Linked DNA regions of Mus musculus: region 1 is linked to region 2. Evidence: chromatin loops called from intact Hi-C (ENCODE). Cell type or tissue: heart. All regions are shown on one strand.

Region 1 (2,500 bases), 230 kb before region 2:
GTTACAGCTGCAGAATGTTGAATATGGATTTTATTTCTCTCTTTCTCCAGTGTATACTTATAAAACACAAACTTTATATTAGTCAAATCACTGGGGAATGATTTTAATAACTAAATTAATTTCTCCAAAGGTTCAAATTTAGAAATTTTGGTTGCTTACATTTCAAGCCACAATTTTTCAAACACTTTAATCCTCAAAGAAAATGAGATACACTACAATACCGAGTAAAAGTTTCTGTAACTATTATAGTGAATTTTCTAAATTACAATATAAAAAGATTCAATTCACAAGCAAGGCATCTTAAAAGGGAGCTAGTGCCAAAACAATGCTATTTTTCTGATGCTCAAGACCCAGCCAATAAAAATATTTGTCCCTATAATTTTAAATAGATTGTTAGCCATAGAATTCCTCTGAAAAAACAATTCTCTAATGTTCTTTGAAATACAGTCACTAAATTTAACTTTCAACTTTATTTATATGACTGTCTGTGGCTTTGTGCATACCTAAAAAGCACAAGAAAAGACAAAAATATCCCAGAACTGGAAAAGCAGTTATTATGTTCGGTTTAGCTTATTTTCATATTTTTTATTTTTAAATCTATCCAAATTAAAACTCATCATCTCTACACAGAAGACAAATTCTTTATGAAAAAAATGGAAAGAATAAATTCAGCATCCTCTACATCAGAAATTTAATTAATAGTGAGTAAATGTATAAAACCATTTGGAAATTATGAAAGTTTAGCATTCAGGTTGAACATGCAATCTTTCATTTAGAATTTAAGTATATCATGTATGTGCTATATGAGAAGTAGAGATAGCAACAAAAAAAATTAAATAATGTGCTCTGATCCTATATTTGTCCTTAAATAAGGTAAGAAGCTGGTATCTATTCAATAGCAAGAGCTATGTTTTGGATATAATCCAGCTGTCCCCCAGGGTTCACTGTGAGTAAGACCTTGTCTGGAAGGTGGCTGTGAGTAAGACTTTCACAGTAGGGCAGGACAGTGTTTATAAAGGTCAATGGAGGAAAGATGTATTTCCCGGAAGACCCCCTTGTAGTTCTTATGAAGGAGTCGTTAGAAAAAAACAGATTACCCAGTATCTCTGATTCCCTCTGGGGAATAATTTTAATAACTGAATTAATTTCTCCAAAGTATCTCTGATTCCCTCTGTGCCTACTGCTTGCTCCTGCATGTATGTCCACCATAGCACTCCATACTACAGAGCCTGTACTACTCTGTTTGGACTTTCAATTTCCAAAGCTATGAGTTAAATAAACCTCCTTTTCTTCTCGACCAGTTATCTTTCAGATCCAGCATTTCCACTAGAACACAAATACTACCATAGTTTAAAAATGTCACTTCCAAAACACTATGCCTCGACTGAAAGTAATTAACAAGACTGGCATTAAATACTAGCTTTGTTGCATCCTACCTGATAGACTTTGTTAAAATTATGTACACTTCCTAAGCCTCACCTTACTTGTTTGTAAATTAATACACTAGCACCAATCATCTAGTTTTCATGAGTTTCTCCAAGTATTTATAACTGCTAGATAGTAGCCTTAAAGCTACATGCTCAATGTCACTCTAACTTAGAAATGCTATGAAGGTTTTTTCATATGTATCATCAGGAAAGGGACTATCACCCTGGACAAACAAACTTAGAAACGGAGATAGACTACTTTTGACATATATCTTTCTTTTTACTATTAAGAGTTACAATCATACAGTATATCAGTTACACAAGTTTGTGAAAATTTAACTTTTATTCACCTGAAGTTATTGTCATTTCCAAAGCTTACTGCCTCAGTCTGCCAACCTAGGCCTAGTCCGGGAACCTTCCTGCCTCTGTACAATCTAATCTAGGCCTAGCATGTTTTCAGCCTCTGAGACTTACTGCTGAATAAGCTCACCCTTTCTAATTCTTTCTGAGCTCTGGCTGGCTGGTTCTGTCTCTACTCCTCTACAAACTGAATAATGATTCAGTCTAACTTCTCTCAGCTTCTGCTGACTCATTCACATTAACTCTAGCAATCTGTTCTAACTTCTGGTTCCTTCTCATTCTGTCTTCACCTGTGTCTGGCTTGTTTTCTCTCTGCAATCTGTCTCTGTACAATTGTCCCAGGAAAGCTGCCACCTCCTTTCTTTCTTTCTACTCTGAAGTAGACTCTCTTTCCTCCCTCTTCTCATGGAAGTGGGGCATATCCTATTCTGTCAAAATTTTCTCTGATTTGTCACTTTGTCTGCCACTCAATTAGACATCACTTTCAAACATGGGAGCTTCCTCCTACAAACTAACTTTACCTTCATTGTTGGGGATTAAAGGTATGTACTATGGGTGTGTCTCTATTCCAGCCAGAGGGATTAAAGGTGTGTGCTAAGGGCAGAGTCACACCACAATTAGAAACAGGGTTTTCCAGTAAATAACACAATTTCAGGGTTCACAATGAGATCAAATATTCTGCAACACAAGTTACTGCTGTTCATGTACAGAAT
Region 2 (2,500 bases):
CCCAGGCTGTCCTTGAACTCAATGACTAGCATGTTATGACCTTGAATTCTGATTCTTCTCACTCTCCCTTCTGGTTGCTGCAGTTTCAGGTGTGTGTGTTATCATTTCTGATTTACGTGGGGCTTTGATGAATTCTAGGCAAGCCCTCTCTCAACTGAGCCACATCTCCATTCATGTGTGACAGTCTGACTGGGGCCACAGTGAATAATGGGCACGAAGGAGAGTTCTCTGGGTACCAGCTGGGTATCGTCTTCCTCAGTGTGACAGACATGTTCTTTCCTATTGAGGCACTCATAGGAGAACCCTGGTGAGTGCTTGGCTTAGGCAGTCTTCCAGATTTTTGCCTGTGTGTTTTGTTTGTTTGTTTGTTTGTCTGTTTTACCTGTTGCTAACCTAACAAGTTACCCATTGCTTCTCCTTGGTTGGATGAACCCCAGGCTAGACTAAGGCATAGGGGATGGTGTTGGCATAAGACGAAACACACACATTGATGTGACACAGGAACTGGTGACTCATGGGATGAGCTGAGCAGAGTCAAGATGTCCAAAAGATTCCTTATAGGGGGACTCTGTGCTTAGGGTGACTCTAACACTGACTGACTGGCTGGCCCACCCTGACATCTATCTTTCTCAGTGTAGGAAGCTGGCTCAGCAACAGGTGAAGGACAACAGGCCAGGGTTGGGGGTTCCTGGGGTTCTGGTTAGGGCTCCTGAAGCAGCCTGGTTTGTCAGCCATGCAAGTCCCTGTGGAGGCACCTCCTGAGAAGAGACCAGTTTCATCTCTCAGGTGTGAACATCCTTGTCCCAGGGAAGTGGAAACACAGGTCCTTAGGGCAGAGAGACCTGTGGCAAGCAGGCGAGGTGAACTGGATTATGGAAGGTTGGGTAGGGAGGAGTCCTGGATGGTGCCAGCAGGAAGCTGGCTGTTTCTGGATGAGCATGAGGCTAACTTGGGGATGGATTGATTTCCCATACCCAGTGTCACCAGGGAAGTCTTCATTGCCTCCCTATTGCCATGAAGAGACATCGTGACCACTAAGCCCCATAGAAGAAAGCGTTTAGCCGGGGGCTTACTTAGAGGGTGAGTCCGGTTGCTGCTGGCATTGTCCCAGTGCTGAGTAATTTCCTTCCCGGGGATCACAGGACTTGGAGTGACATCAGCTGAAACAGTTTGGATTTTTGTTAACAAAGGAAGCCATGTCATCACAAATCAGACTTACAAGTAATCATGAGCTTGCAGCATTTTAAACCAGCCTTGTGGTCTCGTCTTCCAGTGCCAGAACAACAGGTTCAGGGTCCAGGCCTCATCCTGGTGCCCATCAACCCCTCTCCTATAGAAGAGATGGATGCAGGTCTGTACCAGCCCCAGCTGCCGCCAGGATGGCAAACATCAGGCTTGAGGAAGGAGAAGCTGGCTAATGGCTGGAGAAAGCCTTGCTGTGTGATTTTGTATAAGGCCCCTTCTGTCTCTGGGCCCTAACCAAGGAGGCTGACAAACTGATCACTCTCCATCCCTTCTGCTTCCCGTGCCTGCGTTTGTAACTAAAATACAATGTTGTGTCTTTGTGTCCTTGACCACATCTTTCCAGAGACTTCATTTGTCAGGGCTTAAAGAGTTTGGCTTATTGGAAGAGAACATGCTGTCTGCTCCTGGGGGAATGCCTCTCTGACACAGTGTCACCCTTATATACTGAAGCCCCCGCAGTGTGGATCTTGGTCTGTCTGTCTCTGCTCTGTCACATTGACCTACTGCCATGTGCCACAGGTCCCAAAGACTCCACCATTGGCAATGAGGCATGCCTCAGATGCAGTATCTGCAAGGCTGGGAGGAGGAAGTCATAAGCAACCAGAAATGTGTATGAATGCAGGTACAGATACAGGTGCAGAGGCCAGAGGTTAATGTCGTACTCCATCTTATTTTTTGAGACAGAGTCTCTGGACTGACTCCAAAGCTATTTCAGCTAAATTGACTAACCAGAGGACCCCTGGGGTTCGCTTGTGCTGGGGTTACTGATGTCCATGGTGATACCCACTTTCTATGTGATTGCTGGAGTTCTCAACTCACATCCTCACACTTGTACTGCAAGTGCTTTATCATTGAGTGATCTCCTCAGCCCACCAGAGACTTCTTAATGATACCCAGCACCAGGGATTGATGACAGTGGAACTTCTTGCCGCCTGAGATTCTCCCTATGAGCAGCTGATGTCTCCCCTGTCCCTTGTCCTTGGCTCTTAGAAAGAAGAGTTTCAAGATGATCCGGTCGCAGTCTTTGTCCCTGCAGATGCCAACACAACAAGACTGGAAAGGTCCTCCAACTGCCAGTCCTGCCATGTCTCCTGCAACCCCTCTGGTTCCCGGAGCTACTTCTAAGCCTGGGCCAGCACCCTATGCTATGCCTGAGTATCAGCGGGTCACCATCAGTGGAGATTACTGTGCAGGGGTAAGGCCATACCCACCCTTGAAGCCTGGTCCGGTGTGTGTGTGTCTAGGAGAGGGTGGA

Evidence for each region. Hi-C counts contacts between places; a loop is a spot of excess contacts. Peaks named below come from ENCODE experiments on the same cell type or tissue, not always from the same donor. Only the 100,000 strongest peaks of a DNase experiment are listed, where the experiment ranks them.
Region 1: it touches region 2 in a loop (2.3-fold over the local background); 2 of 42 quality-filtered maps call a loop at or near these places.

Annotation. Positions count from the first base shown.
Region 1 is chr7:110,553,442-110,555,941 of GRCm38, forward strand. All of the region lies in intron 2 of Sbf2 (SET binding factor 2), which reads right to left. Among named protein-coding and RNA genes, the nearest start is that of Gm46027, 51 kb to the right of the region's middle. In heart, no CTCF peak of the experiment used is centred here; no DNase peak of the experiment used is centred here.
Region 2 is chr7:110,786,375-110,788,874 of GRCm38, forward strand. It overlaps Ampd3 (adenosine monophosphate deaminase 3), which reads left to right. Exons shown (of 15, transcript NM_001276301.1): 3 at 2,236-2,440. Among named protein-coding and RNA genes, the nearest start is that of Gm39069, 6.8 kb to the left of the region's middle. In heart, no CTCF peak of the experiment used is centred here; a DNase peak (open chromatin) is centred at 1,117.